Linked DNA regions of Homo sapiens: regions 1, 2, 3 and 5 are each linked to region 4. Evidence: chromatin loops called from intact Hi-C (ENCODE). Cell type or tissue: B cell. All regions are shown on one strand. Links, peaks and the distances in the headings refer to the core of each region. The heading gives the core; the rest is flanking DNA. Region 1 holds the start of KCNH8 (potassium voltage-gated channel subfamily H member 8). Region 2 overlaps LOC107986066 (a long non-coding RNA gene). Region 3 overlaps KCNH8 (potassium voltage-gated channel subfamily H member 8). Region 4 overlaps KCNH8 (potassium voltage-gated channel subfamily H member 8). Region 5 overlaps LOC107986066 (a long non-coding RNA gene).

Region 1 (6,064 bases), core at 629-5,628, 200 kb before region 4:
CAGTGTGGCAGATTTGAAGATTTGGCAGCTGAAGACTGTCATCAGCAACACTTTTCCCACCAGGTTCTCTTGACATGAGATCCAAACAGTGCACCTCTATTGCTACTAAATGTCAGTTCTTGAATATTCCAGAGTTCCTTTTCTTTGAGGGCAAGGGTTGGATTGTATTTTACCACCTCTTTAAAATTAGGATGGCCATATGACTTATTTTGGTCATTAAGTTGTAAGTGGAAGTTTGAAAAAACAGTATATGCTTTGCCGGATTATCTTTTTCTCTTCAAAGAAAATACCTTTTGAGCAGAACTTCCATCAATCTGGGCCCCAATAATGAGCAGGCTCTTACCAACTCAGGTGGGACATGTAGACTGAGCAAGAAATAGCATTATTGTAATAAGCCATTGAGATATTATGTTTTTTATTGAGGCATAACCTAGATTACTCTGACTGAAACCATAGCTTTGGAGATTGTGCTGGAGTATTTTAGTTTCTACATACACTGAGAAATAGGCAGTGACCATTGGGGAACAGGAGGCAGTGAACACTGGGGAAGAGGAGGCAGTGAACATACCACTGGAATCCAGCTTGGTTGGATATAAGAGCACAACAATTTGAAAGCGTTAGTCAAAGAAATGAACTGCTTGATTTTCCTTCTGAGCTTCTAAAGTCATTTATATTTAGAAGGAAAAGCTCACCAGTCATAGGTTGTAACAAATTATTAATACATAAATGTGTTCTGAGCTAACAGGACCATAAACTGTCATAGTTGGTCAACAATATTTATTGTGGATAAACAACTTGTATTAGATATGTTAGAACATAAAAAAGAGAACAATGATTATTATCATCCCTTTTATTGTATGCCACATATTATGAGATTCAAAGGCTTTCATAAATATTTTCTTCTACTCAGTGGAGTAAGTAGGGAAAGTATTATTATCCCAGTTTTACAGTTAAGGAAATGGAAACCCACAAACTTTAAATGACAAAGGGGATAAGTGGTTGAAACAAAACTAGAACTCAATACATCTGAGTAGATGCCTGTAAATTAAAATATTGCCTTCTTGCGAAGGCTAAAATTCTTGTTGCCAGAAAAAGTTTAAGAATATTTTCAGTGCCTACAGTCAAATACATATGCATCAATAAGGCATTTGCAGCTATTTTGTGTCATGGTATTGGATGAATGCTATAATTAGAAAACAGACGTGAAGCCGACCTAAAACCATCAAACTAATATAGAGAGCCCTGAAGCTTTTTCCAGTTCCAGTCAGTCTGAAAAGACAACATCAAATGCTAATGAGAGTCAGTCTTAAATAAAATAAGAATAAAAATTGCTTTATCTGTGGCTTATAACTCTTAAGTGAATTTAATGTGTATTTTCTCTCTTGTGTGTTACATTTTCCCTATAAGGAATTATAGAGTTGAACCCAGATCTTGTACCCATAAATCTCAAATGCTTATGGAGACATAAAGAATAGGTAAAAATGGATTTTTAATCACATTAAGGAATGCTGTTATGAGGCAACTTCCTTTGAAACTCAAAATACTAACAAATTGATAGGAAGATTTTAAAACATGGCTCCATTTTATTTGATACTTGTTCCATCTAAAGGTTGGACTTTTCCCCCTTTCTGATTAACCTGGATTCTGTGCTTGCTTTCAATCTGGCCGTTTCTAGATCAGGCCTTAAGAAACTGGCAGTTCCTACTTCCTGTCTCTTCAGACACTCTGGAAACCACCATGCTGTGAGGAAGCCCAAGTAGTTCCTGGAGAGATCTACACCAATAACTGAAGCCCCAAGGCCCTAGCACTGGCTGAGCTCCCAGCTGAAAGCCAGCACCAAATTTCCATAACTTTGAGTGAACCATCTTGGAAGTGTATATTCCAGTTCCAGGTTAAGTGTACTCAGAAATAACCTGCCCCATTGATCCCTGTAAAAATTGGAGATCTGAAAGCAAAATACAATATTGTTGACATTTTAAGTCAGTAGGGTTTGGGGCAGTTTATTGTATCAGTGAACTTTGCCTAGGTTGGTTTTACCTAGAGGCCTTCTATAGTACATAATAGAGTACCTTGGTCTGGTTATAGGGATTTTGTGCCTTCCTTTACATTTTAAAGTGAAAGAAAAATATCTTTTCTGTGAACATGAATTTTTTATTATTATTGTTATACTTTTAAGTTCTAGGGTACATGTGCACAATGTGCAGGTTTGTTACATTGGTATACATGTGCCATGTTTGTTTGCTGCATCCATCAACTCGTCATTTACATTAGGTATTTCTCCTAATGCTATCCCTCCCCCAGCTCCCCAGCCCCCAACAGGCCCGGGTGTGTGATGTTCCCCTCCCTGTGTCCATGTGTTGTCATGAACATCAATATTTTTAATGAGGGCATTAAGTTTACTCTATTGTGTGGTTATCCTGTATTCTTGTAGCATTGTCTCGTTTAGTCCGTAGAGAAAGATCACATCCCTGTAGTGTGTGATCTACTATAAAATGAGTTGGGGTTTTTTGTGTCAATAAAATGAGTTGCAACAAAATGAGTTGGGTTTTTTTGTGTCAATAAGTGGGGACAGTGGGAAAATTTCCTTAAGGAAAGCACATGAGATTTGGTGATTTGGGGCAGATGATAGTGAAAACTCCAGACTCCCATGGTGCTTCTTTCACGGTCTTTGCTTTCCAGGTGGCAAAACATGTTTAAAGGGATTTAATATACTTAAACTTGGATGGAGGTCATGTTCTAATGGCACAATTTGGCCTCACTGATGCCACAAACCCTTAGGATGAACATTAGGTTTCGGGCTAGAACTTAAAAAGGGCCTGGAACTCAAGACCAGAGTGGTGATGGCTGTCTTCATTAAGAAACACTTCTTGGTGGGCAAAGGATATAAGAGATAGTTAGGTCCATCTACTGCAGTTCAGTAGAATACAGGGCTTGAATTTGAATTTAGGGCAGGGATCTTGCCATGCCTAGCACAGTTCCTGACACATAATAGGTGTTGGAGGGGAGACAGTGAATGATAAATGCCAGGCTCCTTTTGCCATGAAACTGGGGCTTTCTTTTGGGTTGTCATTTTTAAGCCACTATGTGGCTTGCTTCTTGCAGTGATTTCATATATTAGGTAACAGATCAGGACCACGAGGAAACAATTTTTACACACACGGCCCTACAGTGCAAATTGTTATGAACCACAGTCATAGCTTACAACTAATACATTTCATCCTGAACTTCGAGCCAATTCACGGGTGGCGTTTATCTCCGTTTTACATCGGCAGCAACAGCCTGAATTTTCTGGGACACGATGCGCCACCCAAACAACAGGGACTCCCTCATCTTTTTCTCCCCAGCTCCGCCCAAGACTGAGCCACATAGCCACCTGCAGTTGCGATCGGCTCGCCGCGTGGGGGACTCCACCCGCGTGAGCTCGGTTTCCGAAAAGCGAAGCTGGGGTGGGACACAAGGATTGAGGGGAGGACAGGGACGGACCTGCGGCAGAAGCAGGGTGCAGCTGGGCGAGGAACCCCACGTTGGTAGCTTCTCTTCTGGGATGGCCGCCCCGCGCCGCCCACTCCGGAATCCTGTCCCCTCCCCGGCGCGCCCCCGCCCAGCTAGCCTAGAGCCTCTGCCGGATCTTCTCGAATTTCAACACAAAGGGAATCCTCGGCCGCAGGAAGTGCATCACGAGAAAGGGGGCCTGGGGGCGGGGAGAGGGGGATGCCGCTTCTCTCTCTTCTCCCCCTCCCTCCCGGAGCCCAAGGCAGACGTGACGAAACCCGCGGGGTCCCCCCCGAAGCCCCAACAGCCGAGATAATTGAAACAAGAAACCCCCTTAGTAAGGGGGCGGGGGGTGGGCCCTCCCTCCCTCCTCCCGCCACGCCCGAGTTCCTGGAGATCAGAGCTGCCTCGCCGCGGCTCTGACACCTGTTTGCTTTTTCCCTCCTTTCCTTCCGGGTGCACTAGCACCTGGGCTTACGTTTGTTTTTCTACCCTGGGGCTCTCAACTTCCCTTCCACACTCCACCTCCCTTGCAGAGTTTTCTATAAAGTTCGGGCTCTGGGTGTCCCCTTGCACTCCCCACAGGGCTGTGCCGCAGGCTTGGGCGACTTTCCCCGCAGAACGTTGGCCGAGAGGGAGTCCCCGCGGGGGGGGCCAGGGGGGAGGACTGGGAGAGACCACTTTCGTTTTCTGAGACGCCTTCAGTTCCTGGCCGTCCGCCAGGCTTTCTTCTTGGAGGTGTCAGTCTTCGGGAGTGGGGGCTGGGGAAAGGGGGGCAGGCTAGGGGATTTGTGTTTGAAGCTATTTTTGGAAGGCAGCCTTACTGTTTTTACTTACGTGGTATTTTGCAAATTAATAAAAATAGCAAACTTTTCTAGAAATGCTTTATTCACATTTTACCGGAGAATGGGAAACCATCCATTGTCCGTTCAAAAGGCTATTTTTTTAAAGTTTGGGATGGCTTGGGGAGGCCAATGGCAATTTGGGGAGAAGGGCTGAAGCACCCCTTTTTGGAGCTCGGGGCCAGTTTCCCGGACTAAAAGACCCTGGTGACTGGGGATGGGCCTCACAACTAACTCGGGCTGCCCTGCCCCTGTCGCGTGGGCTCGCAATGGCAAGTGCTCCGGAAGGGGGCCGCCTCCCCGTGGGGCTCCTGGCTGCCTCTGCTCCCTTGGACACCACTGGGGGGCCTCCCCCTCCTAAGTTCTAGGTTGAGGCCGGATACCTGCCCCGACCTGTCTCCTCCCTTTCTCCAATACCACACCCACGGGACTCCAGTCTCCCCGGGAGTGGGACGGAGAGGGAACAAAGGGGTCTTTGTTCACTGGCTCCCGGGGCGTGGGAGTTGCGCTCGCTCTCCTTTCCCGGCGTCCCGTGGAGACCGGGAGGCTCAGCGCCTCTCCCAGCTCTCAGCGCCGCCCTCCCAGACCCCAGAGACGTCGGTCAGGGCGCGGCGCCCCGGGCCACTGCGGGCTCTTTCCGGGCGGGCGACGTGGGGGGCGAGGCACCGCGCGGCGGCGCCTGGCGGGCACTGTTGCCCGCGGAGGGACGGTGGGGGGGTTTCAGCAGCTGGCGGGGGTGGAGGGGGCGGGAGAGGGAGCCTGCGCCGGGCTGAGCCTGGAGGTGCGGGGCGGGCTCGGGGAGCGCTCTTGGGGCTCCTCCTGCCACAGCCGGGGCGGCTGGAACTCTCTCCCTTTCTCCCTCCATCCTTCCACTTCCCCTGCTCGGCCCCGCCGTCAGGCCGGGTCCCCCTTCCCTGCCGTCATCAGGTTCCCCTTCTCCCTTCTTGGCACTTTCCTTTCGAACCATCCTTCTGGACAAACTTTGATGGAGAATTTCACACCACGCTGGAAAAATGCCGGTTATGAAAGGATTACTGGCGCCGCAAAACACCTTCCTGGACACCATCGCCACCCGTTTTGACGGAACACGTAAGTCTTACACTTGAACGAGTGGTATGGCATTTTCTGAGACTGATTTTTCTCGTACACATTACTTTTGCTCCCACCTTCCCTTTTGCACCAGCGGAGTGAATTTTCTTCTGTTCTTGCCAAGGTATCTTTTGTGCGGAGAAATTTGTTCCCTCATGGTTTGGTGTAGTATTAACACTTTGTATTGGTGTAATAGTTGGCTCTCTTGAGTTCTTGGGTTTGTTAAGGACTGAAACGCAGCCTGAGGAAAGACCGACGCCCGTATTCACTGTGGGACCTGCATTTTGGTGTATCTTTAGGGAATTGGTTGTAATTTTCTGAGGTGAAAAGGGGAATATCGGTGTACCTAATCTTTCTAGAGTTTCAAGGCTCCCTAGATCAAAAGGAGAGCTTGGAGTGTTCTTTCTTGGAGCTTCATTCCGTGATATATTTCGGATAGGTATGATTTTCTATCTGAGTTTAAGAAATGCAGGATTGCCAAGTGTAAGCTTTCTGTAGAATTTTAAGTGTTGTGAGTTTGTCAGAACCTTGATTCCTGCTTTTGAGCTAGAATAGCGTATCTTTTAATCCTTAAATGAGCCTAACACTCAAGCAGAGGCTGTTCAGGAAGAAGGACATGAATAAAGACGATTTGATGATAA
Region 2 (6,064 bases), core at 553-5,552, 300 kb before region 4:
GGGTTATGGTTTTCATGTTGATCAGCATCTTCTGCTTAGATTGGGAGGCCTTAAAATTAACTCCAGTAATATAAAAAAAAATCAGACACAATGCAAAACAGGCAATCTCACAAAAGACTTCCTTTATGGCTCATCAGAGTAAATTTCTTGTCAAAATACTCTGCGCTAAGTAAAGGTTATCTATTCATATGAACACCTGACTTATAAAATCAATCAGGGCACAATAAGAAAGATGCCTGCTTTTTGCATGCATTCAAATTGTTGTTCCCATTAACTTAACTTCCTAAAAATATATTTCATTTTTTCAGTCTGCTCTGCATAACTCATTAACATCATAATCGCCAGCAATAATTGCCTAAAGTAAGTAAAGAAAATCGCTAAAGATGAAGAGTTGAATTACCACTTAATGAAATAAGAAAAAAAGAAGACAATTTAAATCAACAGTCTAAGATGCTGCAACCACTCCCTTCCTTCAGAAAATGTATAGTAATTGTGTTTTTTTGGAGCCTGTTGTGTTTATAAATGAGGATTCGCAGACAGTCAATTCTCAAAATGATTCTACGAGTTTAATTGATGATATGAATCAGATGAACTTAAGAATATTTTCTCAGCAATCTAAAGCTGCATTTTTATAACAAGTTGCAAAATAAAACTATTTAAGATATTTTTGAAATCATCTCTATGCTGATTAGAAGGCCTGACCAAAATGAAGTGTTTCTTCTAGAACTCAAAAGGTGGATTCTCTCAAAGAAATGTTTAATCTATTTGGGGATTTGTTGGTTATCCCTTTTAACCAGTATTCTTCCATTGTAGTTGATTTCTACTCCCAGAAAACATTTGACAATGTGTGAAAAAAATTTTATTATTCACAACTTAGTGATTGCTACTGAGATCCAAGACAGCTCCCTGTAATAAAGAATCACCTGGCTCAAAATGACAATAGCAACAAGGTGGAGAAGCCCTGATTTACACCAACAAAAGGACCTAAGAGAGTCTTATAAAAGGCAGTGAATAAAATAAAAAGATAATGTCTCGAAATAAAAAATAATCTGTTCAAAGTCAAAATAGTAATGCAATGTTTTACAAAACGATAATTTATTTTGCAATTTAGAGAGCAAACTGGACATAGGGAGACAGAAGAAAGGGAATGAGGATACATTCCTCCAGCTGCCCTTATTGGCCAAAACTTTAACTCATGTCAAATAATCAGACACTAACTGTAGTAAAGGATAATTATGATTTATCATTTTTATATTTATTTATTGACTCTGTAAGCATATGAGTTATTATGAGAAATAGATTAAGTGGGTTGACAGCATCAGGCAAGTACACATGTAAAAGGATAGTAAAGTGGAATTTTGGCAGATGCTTTAATACAATGGTTATCAAACATTACCATGCATCAGAATTAACTGAAGGATGTTAAAAACACAGACTAATGGCGGCCTCATCTCTATAATTTCTGACCCAGTAGTTCTGGGGTGGGTTTTAAGAATTTGCAGCACTTTTAATAAGTTATTCAGTGGTGGTGATAGTGCTGGTCTGTGGCCACTTTGAGAACCACTTCTCTAATTCAGTAGATACTGCATCCTAAATGAAGTGCAGTACAACTATGATGCAAATTTCACTTGCAATAATAATATAAACAGTTATATATTAGGAGACGAGGAAAGTGGAAGTTATTTTAGAGAGAACTCTAAAATGTGCGCTGTGGAGTCCTATCCCCTCACAAGTGGTTGAGGTGGGGCTGGAGAGTGCAGGCAGCTTCCATTAAGACTAGGGAAAGACGCTTCAATGCAACCACTTGGAGGGATATGTTTCTCATAGTTTGCAGCATAGAGGGGAACTCTGTCTCTCACTTAAGAAATCCAAAGAACAAGAGAGACTGGTTGACTAGCTGATCAATGGCAGGGAAAAATGTTAAGTTTCTAGTATGGTGGAATTAACCTGCATAGTTGGAATTTGTCAGGGAAAAAGATGAAAGAGTGTTTCTCACCTGGAGATCGTGCATGGCCTGTGTGCAAGGGACACAGTGTTGGGGCAATCTCTTTTTTTTTTTTTTTTAGATGGAGTCTTGCTCTGTCACCAGGCTGGAGTACAGTAGCACAATCTAGGCTCACTGCAACCTCTGCCTCCTGGGTTCAAGCTATTCCTCTGCCTCAGCCTCCCAAGTAGCTGGGACTACAGGCACAAGCCACCATGCCTGGCTAATTTTTTTGTATTTTAGTAGAGACAGGTTTTCACCATGTTGGCCAGGAAGGTCTCGATCTCCTGACCTTGTGATCCACCTACCTCGGTCTCCCAAAGTGCTGGGATTACAGGTGTGAGCCACTGCACTTGGCCGGGGTAATCTTAAATTTTGTCCAAAAGGGAAGACTACAGGGAGTTAAGGGACCTTAATAGAAAAGGCTGGAAATATTGCTGGATTGGTAGGGGCTGGGAGGAAGTAAGAATATCAGCCATAATAGAGATGCCTTTGCAGTAGAGTCAACAATAGTAGCTAGTGTTTGGATAGATATTTAATCATAACCTCATTTATATTTATGCCATGCCAAAGAAGAAACATTCTATCAAAGCTGCCCATTTAGAGATTGTATTAGTCAGGGTTCTCTAGAGGGAAGAGTCACTAGAGTCTCAAAACTGAAGAACCTGGAGTCTGATTTTCTAGGGCAGGACTCATCCACCACAGGAGAAAGATGTAGGTAGGCTGGAAGACTAGGCCAGTCTCGCCTTTCACGTTTTTCTTCCTGCTTTATATTCGCTGGCAGCTGATTTGATTATGCCCACCAGATTAAGGGTGGGTCTGCCTTCCCCAGCCCACTGACTCAAATGTTTCCTTTGGCAACACCCTCACAGACACACCCAGGATTAATACTTTGTATCCTTCAATCCAATCAAGGTGATACTCAGTATTAACCATCACAGAGATATTTATGCCTTCTGGCAAATTTCTTCTTATGTTAGAATACAAATTAGAAGGTATAGACCAATGTTCAGTTTCAAATTCATTATAAAGTGACGGTGGTACCATTATAATCCATTACATGCATTGAGTTCTTGTTTCCCACTTGTTGAGACATGGATTGCTCATATATGTGACTGATCAATAAATCCTCCACAGATGAAAATATATCCTGGAGAAGCACAAAAGACAACTTCTTGTGGGATACCTTTCGCATTAGGGGTCATCAGTAAGAAAGCACTAGTAGTATTTATTTAAAGCTCTACTACTGAACTATTGCATGGCTGGAAACTACTAATAATTAGAGAATTAGGGTTACAGACTTGACTACAAACTGTTGAATTATGTTTTCTTTTGGTTTTCTGCCAATTTTAGTGTCTAAAATAACATTTGTCCTTTCAATGTTCCCAGAAGATTGAAGATGATAGGGACAATGTTAATGCCATTGTGATTGTAATACTTTATGTAACTGTTTTATAATATGTATAGTAAAGTGAGTGCCTCTATCATCAGAGACTTATCTGAGAATATCCTATAAAGAAAACATATTTACTCATGATATTTTAGTTACTGGTATAACACCAGCCTTCCTATATAGCAAATCTTCTATTGAACCAAATAACATACAGATAATTACAAGAACATTTTGATAATCCATGGAGGGTGGAAATTGAATGAAATCCATCTTTAAGTGTTCAAATAATCCAGTAGGTGGCAGAAATGTAACACTTGAGGTTTTTATTATTTTACTAGGATTAAGAGTTTTCAATCCAATCAGTGGTTATAGACCATTTTAGAAATTCTTAGTTTCTATACCAATATTTTTTGTATCATTTTGACTACTCCATCATAGTCGCAGGGTGCAGAGCTCCTAATAATAGAAACTTTAAAGACTCAGGAAAGAACAGGCAACCATCAGGGCCCTCTATGAGTCCACAGTCAATTTTGAATATACTTTCTTCTAAATATCAATTTTCATTCTCTAATTCTGGTGCACAGCACTGTTTATTAAATAGGTTATCTTAGGTAATTTGACTTGGATCAATCCTGTGGAGTTTATTCAAATTGCATATTTTAACAGTTTCAGTACTAGCTGGTTTAGCATGAAAATCTGCCAAAGTGTTTATTTGGTACTCAATTAATTCTTGTCCTTCTTGATGTTAGGTTAGCAGTTTCATGAACCAATCGGCTTCTTCATTAGAGTTATGGCAATTATCATCCAGTTTAATAGTATGATCTTAAAGTTATCAGAAATGTATACTTATCAAAGTCTGTCCCATGAATTTCCTTAAAGACACTTTACATTTATAGTTGCTTCAATAGTGCTCAAGAAAGTACCAGAGTAAAATTATTAACTGTAGTAGAAGACAATACTTAAAGTGGCCATGCAAAATATCTGATGAGAAATTATTATAAAGCAATTTTCAGGGAAATTACATTTTTTCTGTGATATACAATATTGTAGGATACTAACTAGAATTATGACTGACAGCATTATTGTAGGACCATCAGATTTATAGGAGTTTTGCACAATTTCTGGAACACATATTAATAACATTTCCATAGCATGGTTTGAAAAAGGTTCAGCATCACATTATTTGACCATACTTCCCATGCAATTTAACATATCATATAAGACAATTAGTTTAACACATTTCCTTTTATAAGACAAAAATTCTTGGGAGAGGTGGGGATGGTTAATGGGTACAAAAAAGAGTGAAAGAATGAATAAGACTTATTATGATAGCCGAATAGGGTGACTATAGTCAAAAAATAACTTAATTGTATATTTTGAAATAACCTAAAGAATGTACTTGGGTTGTTTGCAACTCAAACAAGAAATGCTGAGAGGATAGATAACTCATTCTCCATAATGTACTTATTTCACATTAAATTCCTGTATCAAAATATCTCATGTATGACATAAGTATATACATCTATTTTGTACACACAAAAATTTAAACAATAAAAAAAAATTTTTTTAATTCTTTTGAGATATTCCAGGGGTCCATCTGAAAACTCCCGAAGTTAGTTTGAGATCAAAAGATCTTAGTTTACAATTTGATTTTGGGAAGTTGTCAAAAATGTTAAAAGATTGGAAACACTTCGTTAAAATAGAATCACAGATCACTGTGAAACAGTATATATTCATTTAACTGTAGAGATTATTAAATGATTTCAATGGCAAATACAGAAAACCACATACTTCTAGGAAAAGCCTTAGCTTTTATTAAAGAGGACTCAGTTTTCTTAAGTAATCGAAAGCCTAATAAAGCCAACGTGAACTACAGGAAATCATCTGGATAAAACACAGATTCTTTGTTTCCCAGTCCAATTACTAAAAAGCTAAAGAAAAACCTTTCACAATTTATTATTAAGCGCAGACCAATACTAAAAGCAAACAAACACAAACAAAAACAAACAAAACTTGTTGTTTTAAGAGATTAAACTAGGCCGGGCACAATGGCTCACGCCTGTAATCCCAGTACTTTGGGAGGCCGAGGTGGGCAGATCACGAGGTCAGGAGATCGAGACCATCCTGGCTAACACGGTGAAACCCCGTCTCTACTAAAAAATAAAAAAATAAAAAATTAACCGGGAGTGGTGGCGGGCGCCTGTGGTCCCAGCTACCGGGGAGGCTGAGGCAGGAGAATGGGGTGAACTCGGGACGTGGAGCTTGCAATGAGCCGAGATCGTGCCACTGCACTCCAGCCTGGGTGACAGTCCAAGACTCCATATCAAAAAAAAAAAAGAGCGATTAAACTAAAATCTAATTTTGCATTAGTATACTTTTGACATTAAAACTACATTTTAAAAACTTACAAATAATTTCCTTTCAAATCTTAGCCAACTTGAGCACACATAAAATTTTATCAAACTTCCTTTTCCACAAACCTATAACTTTCTCATATCTATTCAATTTTTGTCTTTATGTTTTTCCTCTTTCTCACTGTGGAACAGCCAGTCCTTCTATTTTGGGACAAAAATTACCATTTTTCTCTTAACTAATCAAAACACACTTTCATACTTAATAGGTTTTCTAACAAAATACACACCTTACTTTCTTTGTATACATGCACATAGAGTTGTTTCCTTTATTAT
Region 3 (6,064 bases), core at 720-5,719, 140 kb before region 4:
GAGATTTGCCATCACATTTTAAAATTAAGAGAGAAAGATCAGAGATGGACCAGCAGCACAAGGCTCTCGATGTTTTTTTTCTTTCTTCTACTTTTTTCTTTTTCAATTATGTGATTCTCTCCAAAGTGATATTACCCAAATGCATAAAATGAAATTGTATCCTTCCAATTGTATACTTAGCTGTGGGATGATTAACATCCTAATTGTTACATAGGACTTAGTAAGAAAATAACACAAAACCCCTACCACCAGGGTGAATAAAGCCTTCTTTTTGGTGCTTCAATCTCATTTGAAGTGTAAGATGTAAGAGAATTCATTTTCATATTTTATCTTCTTGTGCATCACACTTCCTGAATGCCCATTTAAAAAAATATATATTGCTTTCATCAAGATTGTCCTTTTACTCCTGAAATTCTGTTGTGGAGGGTTCTGACACATTGTAAAATGGCTGCTTTAGTGTTACAGAAGGTTAAGTTTCATAAACCTATCAGTAAAAAAAAAAAATTTGATTAGAAAAACCGGGCTGTCACATATGTTCAAATAGGAGTCATTCATATTTCCCAGTGAATCAAATGAGAGATAAAAATGAAGGATGATGGTGAGAATACAAAGTAGGTTCCTCTGACAGCACCATCTGGGCAGAGCCCTGTTAATATTGGACCCTGAAAGTATGATGAGCTTTTTGCATTAGTGCTGACAGCTTCCTTCTTCACATCCATATGAACCTGAAATTAGGAAGATGTTTGCATACTATCCAATATTCAAATATTTTTATTTCAATAATGCCTAGTTGATGCCACTATCCTTAGCCTTCATCTAGGTTGTTTCAGTTCTCCTATACAGTCATAAATACATGATGTCCCATTGACCACATATTTTCATTAGTTTTCTACATACGTTTATGCTTCTCATTTTTTAAAGTACATGAGAGAAAGGTATTGTGGGTGAAAAGAAAAGACATAGTTTCCACCCATAATGACTTACACTGGGGAGGCAGAAGAAAAACATATACAATGATAAAAATGCAAGAGCAATATGTGAGTATGACAGTCAAAGAACAGATGCCATGTAGAAGTGCATGATTTATTTCCAAATAGGTTTGCTAACACCAAGTATTTTGATTTAAAAGATGGAGAGCCTACTTGTCTGTTGATTGGAATAGTCAGGGCAGGCTTCATGGAAGAGGTGGGGCTGGAGGAAGCATTGAAAGATGTGAAGGATTGGGATAAACTAAAAAGGCAGGATGGTGTGAACAAAGGCAGTATTTCTCAAGGCGTAGTCTCTGTACCACTGCTGATATGCACAGTAGACAGATGTAACATTAAATAATGTTGAACCATCAGTGAGAAAGTTTTCTCTTTCCAATTCTCTTCAAAATTTTTTTTACTCAGGAAAAAATAGACCTCAGTCTGATATTTTAACTCCTTGCTTTACTTGCTAGCTAGCCAGTTCCTCTTCATTCCCCCTATTCTTTAACACATAGCCAGCAGGCCTCAGGCTCCAAGACTGTGTCAGACAACGGTAACTATAATAAAATTGATCTCAGATCGCATTTATTTTTTAGTTCTCTTAATCTTATGGAAAGTCATGCTGGATTTCCATTTAAAATTGTGGTATGAAATGTTTTCATCAAATAAATGTATTTAAGGAAAACCTTAGGCAACTTAAGGAAAAGTAGAGACAAATAATAGTACTAGTGTTAGGACAAAATGTGTTTGGGTGGTATGTTAATCACTGAATTTGGGAGAACACTGAGGATGATAGGTAGCTCCATGTGATAACAAGGAGAGTCATGATGGACAGTAGCCAGAATAAGATTAGAAAGACTGGTTGGTTGTGAATAGGTCAGAAGATCAGGGAATGCTAGACTCATGAGCTTTATTCATGGTGTTCCTTCTCTTGGGATTACATTATCACCTCTTTTATCCAGATAGTAATAGCTGTGGTTTATTGATTCCTTCTCAGATTTCACATATTTATTAAGCATCTTAAATATAATTATTACATCTTTCATCACAACTACATTAAGAGAAAAGTATTACCTTGATTTTAAGAGTGAATATTCTCACCAAAGGTCTCACAGCTAACAGCTAATAGAGCTGGGTTTGAAACCCAGACCCACTTGACTCCAAAACTTCTATTCTTCAACATACCTGGCAACTCTCTTGATCTTCAAGCCCCAACGTGAATACCAGCTTTATCTGTGTGAGCCCCACTTTCCAACAGATGGTTGATGTCCTCTTTGGCCTTCACACAGCCAGCACTATGTATTTCTGGGTAGTAATTTATTCTTATCTTCATTAGAATTTACTTGGCCATTTACTGACTAGTTTATAAATCCTGAAAAGGCCTGTTCACATGTCTCAAGGCATCTAGCACTGTACTTGTCTCGTGGTTGGGGCTCATACTGTTTGAATTGAGCTAAATTTTCTTCTTTTGCCTTAGCTTATCACAGAAGTACAGAAGTACAGCTGCACCACCTCAGAGTGGAAGTGGGAACAGGAGCTCTGGCAAAGATAATTCAGGAACTACCTGGAAAGGATTTGCCTTTGTCAGACTCCAAGAATCTAATTAATTAATTTTGAGCATATCAGCAATTCTTCAGTTAAATCACTTTGTATTTTTTCTGTAGCTGGGTTTTGTAACATCTGGGTTAAGTAGCACAAAAATGGATGCCTAATAATTATAGACTTTTGGGTCTCAGAAGAGAATCTTAAAGAATATCTCATCCAACTCCTTTATTTTTTCAATGAGAAAACTGAAGACTAAGGGAGTTTCATGATTTGATAAAGCCACAGAGCAAGTTTAGGGCAGGTCTTTAATTAAAAGTCTCTCAATTTCTCATTAATTATCTTCTATATTGATGGCTTTGAGCTTGGAGATCATAGACTCCTTCTTTGCACCCAATGTAGGAATCTCTACAGCATCCTTTACTGATGTTAACAAGTGCTGCTTGTGCACATGGAACAGGAACTCATTGCCTTTACGAGTAATCTATTTCTCTTAAATTAAAGAGGATATTTCCTCTATGAAACCTAAGACAACATTGCAATCCTATCTTTTTTAATAGGAGTGTTCTAGGACTCTGTTTTTGAACTTGTCCCCTTTTCCATCCATATGCACCTCATTCTGTGATCCCATCAGTCTCAAGCCTTTAAATACATCTCTAAACTGAGGACTTTGAAATTTGTATCTCTGGAACAGCCTCTTCTCTTTTGAACTCGAGGCCCATGTATAACTGCTTACTGGGTATTTCCCCCCTAGGATGTCTAGTAGGCATTTCTGATTAATATCAAAAAACAAAGCCTTGATTTCTCTTTCCCACCAAAATGCTTCCCCAATCCCCCAGTTTTCTTCAGCTCTTGAATTGAGACTTTATTTTTTCTAGTTGCTTGGGCCAAAAACCAGTAGTCATCTTGATATGTCTTTACTGGCCTGGGGTACTATTTCAGTCATCTGTTTATTGCATCTCAGCTCAGAATGCAGTCTTCAGCATATGCTCAGTGATAACGGAATTCCTTTAAGTACTTCCCCTTTAAAGAGAGCATAATGTTAATCGTTCTCAGTAGAGGGTGCTAGAGGGACAATAGAGGAGGAAAAGGCTTTGCAGGCTTTTTCAGAATGGTCCTGGTATTGGCCATGTGGGTAGGAGGACATCTAGTGAAGTCTACTCCAGTATCAAGGTCAAAACACAGTCCCTCTGCAAGCCTGCAGCTTCAGCATGGCCATAGTCTCTCCTCAGCCTTCTTGACACAGAAACCAGAGGTAGGCATGGCTAGCACCCACTGAAGTGCTCCTATTGCTGACAGCACCTGGGCTTCTACCACCCCCGCCTGCCCGTGGGATTAGTTGCTGATCATCTGCTCTGGGCTGGCACTCAGCACTCTAGAGGGTGATGGCCTATTGCTGGCCCAGCAACTCCAGACCACCTCTGGCCTGGCCATACCTATGTAATTCTCTACGACGTTGGGAGCTGAACTGCACTTTCTCTAAGTTTGCCCTTCCTTGGATTTTTTCCCTAAGCCCTAGGATAATATATAGTTACACTTTTATCAGAGTTAATAATTCTCTATATTAAATGTTGTCTGTTTAATTTACCATGTGACATCTTTATCCGGATTGGATCCAGATTGCTATAGGACCATCCCATAGCTGCTAGGAGCATTGGCCACAAAACACATAGCTGTCCCTTTCCTTGGATAATTGCCCTTCATTAGTGGGTGCTGCCTAGCTCAGGAGGTTAGCCACCTTTTCCTCCTCTCCCACCTATGGGCTAGATCCAATGACTAACCGATAAAAGCCAGCTCCTTTGACTTAAGGCAAGGACAATTCTGTGGGTACACTTTGCCTCCTAACTTCCCCTGTGGATCAGGCCAAGGCTAAACTTTACCAGAAACCATGTCTTTTCTCAGCTTTCTCTCTCCTTCTCAATCCTGCTTCCCTTATTCTCTTATGTGTCTTTCCTGAGAGTATTCCCTCAATAAACTGGGTATATCCTAGCCTTTGCCTCAGGCTTTGCATCTGGGGAACCTGACATTAGACATGTACCAAGGACACAGTGCTAGAAGATAGTGAAGTTAGTAATTATACCAAATCTCTCTAACTCCAAATCTCGTGCTCTCTAACCAGCATTGTCTCATAGTTAAGATACTCTTTCACCTTCAACATGTTCTCCCTAATCCAGTATGTCTTCCATGCTGAGCCACCTTGGCCTGGAGAAAGGTCTGCCATTAGATCAGACTAAAATATGTGATTATTGATGCACCAATATCTAAGGCCTGTGCCCACTGTTGCCATAGGTCTGCACGCCCATTATCTGTTTCATGGAGGCTTACACATACCCTGCTGTTACTGGCTTGGGCCTGTATCTCTTCCCTAGAATGTGGGCCAGCATTCTAATTGGAGCTCTACCTTCCCAGTTCCTTGAAGTGAGTCTGCATGTCTAGCTAAATCACACTGCTATTCTCCCATCAGGTTTATTTGGGGTAGAGTAGTTCTCCATTTCCTGGGAATTGTGCACTGGCATTTACTAAGGTACAGAAACTAAGATGATATCTTGACACTTGAATGCCTTTTAGGTAAATAATCTATGAGTGGGGGCCATAACAGTTTATTTATAATTTCTGGCACCACACACTAGCACTTATTGGGGAACGGGGTAGAGGCAATTGAAGTGTTGCTCAGAGACCTGGGAGAACCATGAGGACCTAGATTTATGAGAGATTGAAAGATTGAAAGATAATTGGGCCAACACTATGTGAGAACAGCTTCTTTCAACCGATTCTATTTTCAGATGCTCTAAAACACAGTGAAAGATTCAGCAGACAAGTCAACAGGTCTTGGATCTAATTGTCTCTTTTCCATGATCCCAGCTTATGTTTTGATTTTGTGGTTTGTTTTTGACCATTGCATGCAGATCCCTTTGGGGATTTCTTAGCCTACTCAATGCTACTTACTAGAGTATGACTCCAAATTTCCCATATGACTCCAATTACTTGACAGCCCACAACTTTTTCTCTCCCTTTCTCAAAAAACAAACAAACCAATAAATGAAAGACTGGTATTCTTGCTAGTAGGCTCTCCTTTCTGCAGAGAGACAATTTACCCACGTCAGAAAGGTGATTACACTCTCTTCGGCATAGCCATGTTTTCTTTGTGGCTGGATGAAGTACATCTGTAGCTAATTCTGTCACATTTTTAGTGTCCCACAGTTAGATGAAATTATTAGCCATTTCTACAGAGTGTCAGCAACTGCAAATAGAAATGTGCCTTTGAAGGCAGCTGGATCCAACTGGGAATTGAAAAATTAATAGGAATTTAGAATAATGGGCATGTTTGCAATGAACCATTTATGGGTTCAAGAAACCTAGTTCCTCTGGTAATTTGAATAAGCAGTTTTGCTAACAAAGTTTGTCTATTAAGTGAACCTGCTGGATGTACCTATCATTCACAAACAACTCGAATTATCACTCTCCCATTAAATTTTACCCTTTCCCCTTAGCTTGCTGGTTTGTGGAATTGATTCTCTCCATTCTAGGCAGGGAATGGAGAGAGAAAAAAATAG
Region 4 (6,064 bases), core at 662-5,661:
AGTACTGACATTATGAGATGCCTGTGTGGGTTGAGTGAGAATATTAACAGGAAGTAGAAACATGGGTTGAAAATACCTACCAAAGAGAAATGCCAGACAGGGGTGCGTTAATATTAAGGTAGCAGAACTATTCAATCACTGACAGTCACCACTTAGAGCTAAATGTTCCTGATCTTTCTGAACCTTTCTTGAATCCTCAGGTACTTCAGGATCCCTGAACACATCACATTAATCTGCCCTTCCCTCAATGAGTGAGACAAGAACACAACATTGTGACCTACAAGTAATATGTATTCGGGAATTTATAACTGCTCTGTTAATTCAACTAAACTTTCAAATATAAGTTTCCATTACCTATCTTATATTTCCCATTAATTGAGGTCAAAGCCAGGTCTGCAAGTAGCTGGTCACAGGCTTGTCAAATTTCCACACATGCTATTGTTGGGCCTCCCTTTGTCTTCTAGCAACAAGGGAATTGTTCATCAATTTGAACTGCATTCAAAGTGAAGTGCTTTTGCAGTTATCAAAAACTCCAGCTATTCTGCATTTAATCAGCTGCACAGTGAACATTGGCTTTCTCCTCCCATGACTTGACTAATAACTCTTAAGCAACTGTTTCTTACTTTACCATCTGAATAATGTCTGGCCCATGTCAGAGTGCATCTGTGTCAGTCAAGGTAACGAGATTTGGGTTCCCAACTTCACCAACAGCCACAGTGCAAAAAATGAAAGTAGTTAGCACGACTTGGCTATATTTGGAAAGAAATGTAAACTGTTTACAATATAATATTGGTCATATATCTATTCTTTTTGGAAAGAAAAGCACCATTGCTGTCATCAGTAAAATATCAGGTCAAATATAGTCTTTAGATAATGACTGTCATCAGAAATCTACAAGTATACAGAATGTTCTCATGACAATAGGAATGTAAATATAGCTTTGTGTTTATAATGTGTGTAGAATTACATGTAACTGTGAATGTTTTTTGATGACATTTTAGGTAATGGTCTTTTTTATTTTTTAATGAACAAAATCTGGGTTACTCACTTAGCTTCATGACTAAACTCTGCATATTCCTGTTCCTTATAACAAAGATCTCTGCTCAGTTTTAGATGTTTAGATGCTTTGCGTCACCAACTTTTAAAAGTCACTTGTAAGATACTGCTTTGTGTAGTGAATGATCCTACTCACAAAAGTGTGTGTTTCAAGCTATGTAATCCTTGTTTCTAATGTTGTGTTTCTCCTTTCTCTCCTTTTTGTCTTCATCCACAGAATGTTTTTGTAGATAAACCAGCATTTCCGGAGTATAAAGTTTCTGATGCAAAAAAGTCCAAATTCATACTTCTGCATTTTAGCACTTTTAAAGCTGGCTGGGACTGGCTTATTTTGTTGGCAACGTTTTATGTTGCTGTGACTGTACCTTACAACGTTTGCTTTATTGGCAATGACGACCTGTCCACAACTCGGAGCACAACCGTCAGTGACATTGCAGTGGAGATTCTTTTTATTATAGGTAAGAACAAACAGCTGCTTTCCTACGATATTTGCATATGAGAAGTGAAGTGTGTTCCAGATTTTTCTGACATGAATTTGAACTAAGATCCATTTGCATGGGCTTGATTCAGCCTCTGTTGCAAATTTTGGAGAAGCACATACTGTATTTGGATTTCTGAAAATTGCCTCTTCCAACTTTTCCTGTCCCTTTATTCAAACAGATCTAAACTGATCTCCTGTGTTTCTATACTTATTTCATCCAGAATGGGCTAAAAAAGATTTAACAGCTGTTTTGTTTGTACTCTCACATCCTTCATGATCTTAAACTGGTAGGGTCAGAGATGGGTTTGACAAAAACCCACCAGTGGTGTTGTGACAGTGGTCCACTCCTTGACGTGTTCTTTCTCCATGCCCTTCCGTGCCCTTTCAGCATGTTGATGGTTTCAATAAATGACCTGGTTGCAGAAACAAAGGGTTACATAAGCCTTGCAGTAAATCTGGAGAAGCAGTGAGTATCTGATTTTAATTAAAGAAAAGGCCCCAAAGGATGTTTGTTAAGATAATTTATCACTAGAATATTGTGTACCTCAGTTGAAGCTGCGTCTGTGCCAATCTTGTAAGCCTTTTCCTATTTTCCTGTCCCTTAAATCTTCATCTTGTTTAGACCAAAGCCTAGCTCTGGCTTGCTCATTCTAGGACAGATTCCGGGTCTGTAAGTCACAGATTGACTCCCTGTTGAGTTATTGACTGTCATTAGCAGCTGATACCTGCTTCTTTCCTTGGTCATGGTGATAGAGGGCTATATTCTTACTGTAAAGATGAGAGGATGTTTGGAAACATTTTCAAGCAGGTAGGTGAACAAAGGAGTGAGAAATGGATCTTAAAATTTCAAAGAAAAATAAATAATTAAGTGAGGCACATCAAAACCTTGGTTCAATGGTGGTAGTAGTTGTTTTTTTGTGTGTTTTTTTGGTTTTTTCTCAGTGAAGCTGTTAAATCTTTGAGGCTAGAGTGCGTTTTCTGGTTGAATGTCAGCACGTTTGCTTTGGATGAGTTTGTGTGCTCTTGGTATGGCTTGGCATCGTTATTAACATTGTGTCTACTGGGCACACCCTTCAGAGCCTTGATAGGACCTCTGCTGTCACCCCAGAAGTGGTAGCTATAGTGTGTTTAGGCCACTAGATGGCAATGTTGTCTAGTTAGGCAGACGGCAATTTTATTTTTAATTTTTTTATTTTAAAATATAGCTATCCTTTATTAGAAAGATGTAACCATAAAGGGATCTATTAAATAATGGTTAAATGGAAAATAACATTCCAGTTTGAACAAGAATTTAAAATGAAAATGGTAGACAGATTGGGTGTGTCTGTGGTTTTGTATCCTTTTACTTTGCCAACATTTGAAGTCTCCTCCCACCCACCCATGATGCACACATAAATTAGCATCATAAAAACACTCCCCATGCCCTGGTCAAAGTTCTCAAGAACTTGGGCAGTCACTCAACATGGCTAAGCCTTCGTTTTTTGTAGTAGTGATTTCATAGGGTTTTGTGAAATAATAGATGTAAGTATCTGCTTAACAAATACTTCATCATCTTATTGTTATTTACAACTTTGTTATTAGGTCAAGTTATATCTTGAACTTTCCTTTCCATTCTTCCTGGTTCTTAGATATTTGACATTCTTTGGCCTTAGAAGCCACTTCTGTTACCACATGTTCATTAGCAGATGATGACTGACTTACTCCCATAAAAACTCATACCTTTGACGGAGATATTTTAAAAGTTTTTGTTTATTTGTTTTAAGGCTGCTTTTCTCTACTAAACCAATGGAGACTCATTTGCTCCCCTGATAGCAACCCCTAAATTCTTCTGTGTTTTTTATTACTGTCATTTCGACTGTGCTTCAGCAGCAAGATGGTTCTCCCAGTAGGCAATACCCATCCCTTACTAGCTACATGCAAAGGAATGAAAACCCATTCCAATTTTTTTGGTGTTTACTTTCTGCAAAGATTTAGGATTTGAAATTTTGGTCTGCAAGCAGTTCTAGTGTGACTCCTGCCTGAAATCTCTTGTTGACCAACTTATTTTTATAAGCAGTAAAAACTTTCCTATTCTTTCCTGCTGTTATCTGCCTGCTCTTTCTTTTAAATGAGTTTAAGCATATCTACAATTTATTATAGCATATTTAGAAAAATGGCTTAAATTAATATTTCTCTGTTTCCCTAAACCTTTATTCTATAAAATATTTCAAAAAGGTGGCCTAAAAGTGATCATTGAGAAATAAGTTAAAATACTGGGGACAAAATAGTTGCCTGTAATATTGCCTGTAATATTGTATCTTTACAATGTGAAGGTAGTGTTCATACCATTTAATATTTATTAAATTACTGCAGACTTAAACTTCCCTGTCTGACAGCTTTGAAGAGAGGAGCGGTTCTCCCAGCATGGAGTTTGAGATCTGAGAACGGAAAGACTGCCTCCTCAAGTGGGTCCCTGACCCCTGAGTAGCCTAACTGGGAGATACTTCCCAGTAGGGGCCAACTGACACCTCATGCAGCTGGGTGCCCCTCTGAGACGAAGCTTCCAGAGGAAGGATCAGGCAGCAACATTTGCTGTTCTGCAATATTTGCTGTTCTGCAGCCTCCGCTGGTGATACCTAGGCAAACAGGGTCTAGAGTGGACCTCCAGCAAACTCCAACAGACCTGCAGCTGAGGGTCCTGACTGTTAGAAGGAAAACTAACAAACAGAAAGGACATCCACACCAAAACCCCATCTGTACGTCACCATCATCAGAGACCAAAGGTAGATAAAAACACAAAGATGGGGAGAAACCAGAGCAGAAAAGCTGAAAATTCTAAAAATCAGAGCACCTCTTCTCCTCCAAAGGAACGCACCTCCTTGCCAGCAACGGAACAAAGCTGGATGGAGAATGACTTTGACGAGTTGAGAGAAGACGGCTTCAGACAATCGGTAATAACAAACATCTCCAAGCTAAAGGAGGATGTTTGAACCCATCACAAAGAAGCTAAAAACCTTGAAAAAAGATTAGATGAATGGCTAACTAGAATAAACAGCATAGAGAAGACCTTAAATGACCTGATGGAGCTGAAAACCATGGCATGAGAACTATATGACGCATGCACAAGCTTCAGTAGCCAATTCGATCAAGTGGAAGAAGGGGTATCAGTGACTGAAGATCAGATGAATGAAATGAAGCAAGAAGAGAAATTTAGAGAAAAAAGATTAAAAAGAAATGAACAAAGCCTCCAAGAAACATGGGACTATGTGAAAAGACCAAATCTACATCTGATTGGTGTACCTCAAAGTGACAGGGAGAATGCAACCAAGTTGTAAAATGCTCTTCAGGATATTATCCAGGAGAACTTTCCCAACCTAGCAAGGCAGGCCAACATTCAAATTCAGGAAATACAGAGAATGCCACAGACGTACACCTCAAGAAGAGCAACTCCAAGACACATAATTGTCAGATTCACCAAAGTTGAAATGAAGGAAAAAATGTTAAAGGCAACCAGAGAGAAAGGTCGGGTTACCCACAAAGGGAAGCCCATCAGACTAACAGCGGATCTCTTGGCAGAAACTCTACAAGCCAGAAGAGAGTGGGGACCAATATTCAACATTCTTAAGGAAAAGAATTTTCAACCCAGAATTTTATATCCGGCCAAACTAAGCTTCATAAGTGAAGGAGAAATAAAATCCTTTACAGACAAGCAAATGCTGAGAGATTTTTGTCACCACCAGGCCTGCCTTACAAGAGCTCCTGAAGAAAGCACTAAACATGGAAAGGAACAACCGGTACCAGCCACTGCAAAAATATGCCAGATTGTAAAGACCATCGAGGCTGGGAAGAAACTGCGTCAACTAACAAGCAAAATAACCAGCTGACATCATAATGACAGGATCAAATTCACACATAACAATATTAACCTTAAATGTAAATGGGCTAAATGCTCCAATTAAAAGACACAGACTGGCAAATTGGATAAAGAGTCAAGACCCATCAGTGTGCTGTATTCAGGAGACCCATCTCATGTTCAGAGACACACATAGACTCAAAATAAAGGGATGGAGGAAGACCTACCAAGCAAATGGAAAACAAAAAAAAGCAGGGGTTGGAATCCTAGTCTCTGATAAAACAGACTTTAAACCAACAAAGATCAAAAGAGACAAGGCCATTACATAATGGTAAAGGGATCAATTCAACAAGAAGAGCTAATTATCCTAAACATATATGCACACAATACATGAGCATCCAGATTCACAAAGCAAGTCCTTAGAGACATACAAAGAGACTTAGACTCCCACAGAATAATAATGGGAGACTTTAACACCCCACTGTCAATATTAGACAGATCAACAAGACAGAAAGTTAACAAGGATATCCAGGAATTGAACTCAGCTCTGCACCAAGCGGACCTAATAGACATCTACAGAACTCTCCACCCCAAATCAACAGAATATACATTCTTCTCAGCACCACATCGCAATTATACCAAAATTGACCACATAGTTGGAAGTAAAGCACTCCTCAGCAAATGCAAAAGAACAG
Region 5 (6,064 bases), core at 724-5,723, 280 kb before region 4:
TTAACCTCTCTAATCGGACTTCAGAGTATCTTAAAGAACAAAAGATATGGGCCTGGTTGGTCTAGTGTATGTTTGGTTTGGCTGCAGCAATTGTGAACTAGACATGTGAAGGGGCAGGCTATAGCATAATATTTCCCCCCTACTCTCCAGTCTGAGAAACCACTCTGAGGAGAGTCACATGGAGATGTACACCAAGGCTGTGTCGCAGGCCCTGGAACCTGTCCTAATCCCTGGGAAGTACTATACAGGAAAAGAGCTTGGTTCATAGTAAACTCCCTCTAGCCTTTGTTTCCCATCTTGAAAGAGATACTTGCAGCTTTGCAATAAAATATAGTAAATGCTGATGGACGTTTGCATTTATTTCCCTCCAAGAGATGTCAGACAGCCAAAGATTCATTATAGGTAAGCCAGGTAAGTTAATAGTGATCCTTGAATGTTTCATCTGACCAATGAAGAATAACTCAAAGCAGGGAGCCAAAAATTATCCAGACTATAATATTGGAGTCTTTACAAGCACAGCTTGAAACAAGCACTCAGAGGCAGGTAGATTTTTTTGGAGAGGTAATTCCAGAAAGCAGGAAGGAAAGAGAAAGGGAAGCTTTTAAAAGTGTCTGTTATTTGAACTGGTTATTGCAGTAGCCAACTGGGGTGCAATCCCACTAAGGACTTTTGAGAAACCTTGCAGAATGCACTTCAAAATTACCTGATGAAAAGGTGGGTGGTTGAGACATTTTTCTAGTGACTCCAATCTCCCATTGTATAATGATCTCCCCTGGGAAGATTAATTCTCCCACATGTTATGAGTAAGCTCCCTTGGTTTTTGAGAAACTGTTGAGTAATAACATTGGAGAATCCAGGTGGGAAACTGTCAGCCTGAATAAGTGTTGTCCACCACACCTGCTGCTGAAATACTCTTGCGCTGTGGGATTGTGGCATAAGACACCAAAGGTGTCTGCTATAACTAATGGTTGCCCAGGTAGTTATCTAGATGGCTTTTGAGGAATTAGCTCCCACAAGAGCAAGAGTGGAGAAGTGATCACCTTGATTGTCAAGCTCTTCAACATTTCTGCTCTCTGGTGTTCATAGGAGCTTTTTTCTGCTGATATTAAAAAATATTTGCGCCCTTAGGAATTGTTTTTCTAGGACATTTCTGGGTTTCTTACATTTAGTCCTGGCTCAATTCTCCAAGATACAAGAGCAATTTACCCTTACTGGGCCTCCCTTCTTGCCCCAAGTAAATATCTGTGCCTATGCATGCTGAGAAGAACATAGGTAAGGAGATGTGTGAGTAAATGGTATTTGCAAAGCTGGAGTAATTTCTCCCAATTATATATGTTGTAATTAATTGGCCTGATCAATGCTTACTAAAAGAGCTAGTTATCAATAAAAATGTCATTTTAGTGACCTTTATTTTGTCTGCTGAAGTCTGTTTTGAGTACTGAGAAGCGCCTCTGGAGTTAGCCTTCAGCACTAACTAACTTTGTTACTTTTTTGTGTTTCTGCATGTCTTTTCTGTAAATTCTATGATTTCATTATACGACAAAATGGGCTTCTGTTTCATATTTTTTTTCAATTACTCAGGCAGTTGAGATATGACATTTCACTTCATTTTGATTCATTGAATGTAATTCAATAAAGGGTGGAGAGCGAGTGAGCTAAACTCTATGAGCAGACGCTTTTCATTGCAAACCAGTTGGCTTTTCTCCTACTTTTTGAAAAATTCTGATAACATTCATGCTTCCAGATTCCTCTCCCTCCCCTCTTTTTTTGGCTATTTCCTCGCATTGATCCTTGAAATGCAATTTTTCAGCGCAGAAAACAAGGCCGCTTCTTTGGCTGATGTCTAAGGAGAAAAATAAACATAAAAGTAGATTTTAGGCTTCCTTCTTTATTAACTACCAACTGTATGACTTTAAATAAAGTGATGCAGTCTCTAAAACCCAAATTCGGGCTATCCTTGGTTATTCAATAAAGGGAACAATATTTATTTTTTTAAAAGAAGCAAAGTAGATTTCTTTGTATATCATAACTCTCTTAATTTTCACAGCATCCCTGTGACTAACTGCTATACTAGTCCCATCTACACATGGTGAAACTGAAGCATGCAGGCATTAGGTAACACTCTCACAGTCTACGCAGCTATTAAGTAGGGAAGCCAGCATTTAAACCCAGACAGTCTGGCTTTAAATACCCATGCTCTTTGCCGCCATTTTATACTGCCTCTTTGCTAAACCTCTTTTTATAAAAGTCTTTGGTGTGAGTTCACCAATACCTTGTCAAGTCATAACGGAGTTCAGGACACCAACGTTATTTATATAGACTGTTTAAATTTGTTTGAAAATTGTCAGTGAAGCAAGAAAATTTTTGCTGATTCTAATCTTTGTACATACAATCTAATTTCAGCAGTCCTGATTTCTTTCACAAATCAGACTCTAACGATGTGCATACATATTTTTCTCTGATTCTGCAAAGTACTCCAAATGTGAGGGCTACAGTTTGAGATATTTTTTAATTATAGTATGTAAAATGTGATGGAAAATAGTAATTCTGTTAGTGAGTTTTGACTGGCCTGCATCTTAAAATCACCAGAAAAACCTCACTAGCTAATCGTAGTGGTGCAATTCTGTTATAATTTTTTTTTCTAGTTTCAAGATGTAATGAAGTCTATAACACACTAGATGGTAGCCTTGTCACATGAGCCCCCAACCACAGAACACAGGCTGAAAACTAAAGTGAGAACAATTCTTTTTTCAAATTAGAACATTTAAAAAGATAGATGTGAATGCAGGGCCAATAATGGGTCTACATTTTGATTTCAGGGTTGGAGTCCAAGACTTGTGGAGGTGAGAGAATTGTTTTCTGCTCAATAGCTCAGTAGTGTCAACAGGAGTTGACTCAGAGAGTTTTTCCCTGCATGGTTAGGAAAGGTCACTCTCTGCTTCTTGTAGAGTTGGAATTATTGTAAAAAGCTTTTTAGGGAGCTCATCAGAAAAACACCAATAAATAGTTCATTTGCAATTATACACTAAAGTAACAGATTCCTTATAGCTGTTAAGTTTTATGCTTAATTTATGACTATATGTATAACTATATGACTATAGACAAAATATATGCTAGACATCGTGTGTGTATTTTTTCCCTCCAATACATAAGAAAGTTGAGGAATGAATAAAAGGCTAATAGTCTCAATATTATTATATACAGTCCATTAGGATCACTGAACATCTCTTGTCTTTTTCCTCATCCCAGAAATGATTCCTCTAATCTTTACCCCTGTTAAATTCAGTTCAAGAGCAAATGTTGCATACCCGAATCTTCCAGTTAGCATGTCCTCCTGTCTGCTGAATGGGAATTGAAGTGGTTAGAAGCAAGAAAGGAATTTCCTATCTCACAGACTCTAGAAAGATAGACACAGTTCTAGCATCCCATGAGGAAAACCTGATCACACTGCCCTGTAAGCACAAAGACTTCTTCAGGTGTACTAGCCATTAAACAGGCTTTGGTGGGTTGGCTTTTGAACCAACTACCACATATATACAATAATGTGCTTGTGAGAGATAGATTTGTTGAATAGTAAAAATTATTCAAATGATTGGGCTGCAACCAACTTCTCTATTAGAGACTAAAATTAATGTTTATGTTTCATTTTCCATTGGGCTCCTATAGTTTTAATGAGATATCCCAGGTCAGATGGCTGCTGCTGTTCTCAGTTATCTTGCTGCAACTATTTATTAACAAAACAATAATTATGACATGACTTAGGCTCAGTAGGATAATCCTGCATTATGATTATTTTCTTGGTGATAATGACATAAAGCTTTCTGTACAACTGCATTTTTCTGGGCAAAATTTAGATGAGTGTTTTGTATAATGTTGAATAAAGACAACTGATTCTGAAATACCATCATCAAACTCTACTTTAAAGAGACATAACAAATCTTTAATCCACGTAACAACAGAGTTTCAACTTGTTCTGCTGGCCTTTAAACCAGTTTCTGATTGTATAATTGTTGGTCATTTCATGGTTACTTCTGCTTTCTTCTTTCCTTCTCTTCTTTCAGCAAAAATATAATGAGTACTTGTGTGTCAGTTACTGTGTAAGAGCCAAAATAAAGATACACGTCATAAAGGCAAGGAACTCTTTGCCTATTACCTAGTAGATAAATTGAAACTACAGAAAAGCATTAAAGATAGATTGAAGTAACATTTGAAGATTCACAACATTTCCAGCTCCTTGCTGTATGCTATCATGTATGATATAACATTCAACACTCAGAACAATCTTTCAGTGGGAAACTGAAATACAAAGATGTTGAGAGTCTTGATTCAAGGACATGGTGAATTCTAGAGCGTTCACCACATGTGGAACTGTGAATCAATTAAATTCTAGAGAATTCACCACCTGTGGAACTGTGAGTCAAATAAACCTCTTTTCTTTATAAATTACTCAATCTCAGGTAGTTCTTTATAATTGTTTTGCATTTATGTCCAGTGTACTCTTATTGATTGCAATCACAAACGAATGCCTAGACATGTTCTCAGTTGTAAAACTAAGCCTCACCTAACCTCTCTCTAAGTGCCTAAACCAGAAGACTTGGCGAATTATAATAAAACCTGCTGTGTTCAGGAGAATCAGCTTCCTATAACTGTGGCTCTATCACCTATGTGTTTAGCTTATGCAAAGTTTCCCTAATGGTCTAAAGGGAAAATTCAAAATCAAAAGATTAAAGGTATTGCCTACATCATTACAAATAAAGGAATAAGGTATTCTATAGAATTGTTTATATTTATCCCTCATTGTAGAAAAAATTCATCAGAACAAAAATGTTAACCAGAGGTGGCCCAAATATGTTCTACTTACTTTTATTTTTCTGTGAATTCCTTGACCCTCAAAGCTGGATATACAAATCAACTAAGCTATGGCCAAGGCCAGCTATAGTTCCCAAGCCAAGGGCAAGACAGTGTTAGCTGCCTCTGTCCTGTTATGTACAGGGATTTGGAAGAAAATCCTACTCCCCAGGACCTAAATCAAAATGTTATCATAATCTAAGAAGAATCGAGTCCAGTTCTATGAAAATTTTAACATGAATCTGTTTGAAAGTCAAGTTTTGTCTATAATTTTGAAAGATGAAAGATGTAACAAAGTAAGGATTTCTCTTCTGGAGATGAGGATGAGATAGGGGTCTCCAGGTACCATAATCAAGAGCAGAGGTGGTCCGGGTGTGGTGACTTACACCTCTAATCTCACAACTTTGGAAAGCTAAGGTGGGAGGACATGTGGTGAATTCTAGAGAAAGTGTTTGAATTCAGTTGTCTTTCATTGATGTCCAGTATACTCTTATTGACTGCAATTACAAAAGAATGCCTGTACATTTTCTCAGTTTTAAAACTAAGCCACCTTTAGTCCAGGAGTTTGAATCTCCATATCTGGGGAGGGACCTGCTGGGAGGTGATTGGATCATGGAGGCAACTTCCACCATGCCGTTCTCATGATAGTGAGTGAGTTCTCATGAGATCTGATGGCTTAAAAGTGTGTGGCAGTCCCCACCTCACTCTCTGTCCTGCTGCCATGTAAGACATGCCTTGCTTCCCCATTACCTTCTTCCATGATTGTAAGTTTCCTGAGTCCTCCATAGCCATGAAGAACTGTGCAGAAACCTCTAACCAATCTCAGGTAGTTCTTTATTGCAGTGTGAAAATGGACTAACACAGAAAATTGGTACCAGGAGAGTGGGACACTCTTATAAAGTCACCTGAAAATGTGGACACAAATTTGGAACTGGGTAACAGGCAGAGGTTGGAAAATTTTGGAGGGCTCAGAGGAAGACAGGGAGACGTGGGAAAGCTCGAAACTTCCTAGAAACTTGTTGAATGGTTTTGATCAAAATGCTGAGAGTAATGTGAACAATGAAGTCCAGGCTGAGGTGGCCACAGATGGAGATGAGGAACTTATTGGGAACTGGAGTAAAGGTCACTGTTGCTATGCTTTAGCAAAGAGACTGGCAGCATTTTGCCCCTGCCCTACAGATCTATGGAACTTTGAACTTGAGAGAAATGATTTAGG

What was found. Peaks named below come from ENCODE experiments on the same cell type or tissue, not always from the same donor. Only the 100,000 strongest peaks of a DNase experiment are listed, where the experiment ranks them.
Region 1: it touches region 4 in a loop (8-fold over the local background); 4 of 110 quality-filtered maps call a loop at or near these places.
Region 2: a loop joins it to region 4, with 5 times the contacts of the local background. A loop is called at or near these places in 2 of 110 quality-filtered maps.
Region 3: a loop joins it to region 4, with 2.0 times the contacts of the local background. A loop is called at or near these places in 3 of 110 quality-filtered maps.
Region 5: it touches region 4 in a loop (5-fold over the local background); 11 of 110 quality-filtered maps call a loop at or near these places.

Annotation. Positions count from the first base shown.
Region 1 is chr3:19,143,373-19,149,436 of GRCh38, forward strand. KCNH8 (potassium voltage-gated channel subfamily H member 8) reads left to right here and starts at 5,138. Exons shown (of 16, transcript NM_144633.3): 1 at 5,138-5,423. The coding sequence starts at 5,348. RefSeq lists enhancers at 3,393-3,986, 3,987-4,580 and a silencer at 3,528-3,699. In B cell, for the core only: CTCF peaks have their summits at 3,393 and 3,596; DNase peaks (open chromatin) are centred at 3,819, 4,669 and 5,399; H3K4me3 peaks cover 2,697 bases; H3K27ac peaks cover 2,059 bases; H3K27me3 peaks cover 504 bases.
Region 2 is chr3:19,042,962-19,049,025 of GRCh38, forward strand. The region is part of intron 1 of LOC107986066 (a long non-coding RNA gene); the gene reads left to right. Among named protein-coding and RNA genes, the nearest start is that of KCNH8, 100 kb to the right of the region's middle. In B cell, for the core only: CTCF peaks have their summits at 3,666 (motif pointing right) and 3,865; no DNase peak of the experiment used is centred there.
Region 3 is chr3:19,210,197-19,216,260 of GRCh38, forward strand. The region is part of intron 1 of KCNH8 (potassium voltage-gated channel subfamily H member 8); the gene reads left to right. Among named protein-coding and RNA genes, the nearest start is that of KCNH8, 65 kb to the left of the region's middle. In B cell, for the core only: CTCF peaks have their summits at 3,580 (motif pointing right) and 3,782; a DNase peak (open chromatin) is centred at 3,575.
Region 4 is chr3:19,346,452-19,352,515 of GRCh38, forward strand. KCNH8 (potassium voltage-gated channel subfamily H member 8) reads left to right here. Exons shown (of 16, transcript NM_144633.3): 5 at 1,274-1,514. Among named protein-coding and RNA genes, the nearest start is that of MIR4791, 35 kb to the left of the region's middle. RefSeq lists a silencer at 2,559-2,608. In B cell, for the core only: a CTCF peak has its summit at 2,695 (motif pointing right); DNase peaks (open chromatin) are centred at 1,430 and 2,640; H3K4me3 peaks cover 2,531 bases; H3K27ac peaks cover 2,015 bases.
Region 5 is chr3:19,062,542-19,068,605 of GRCh38, forward strand. The region is part of intron 1 of LOC107986066 (a long non-coding RNA gene); the gene reads left to right. Among named protein-coding and RNA genes, the nearest start is that of KCNH8, 83 kb to the right of the region's middle. In B cell, for the core only: a CTCF peak has its summit at 2,696; a DNase peak (open chromatin) is centred at 2,700.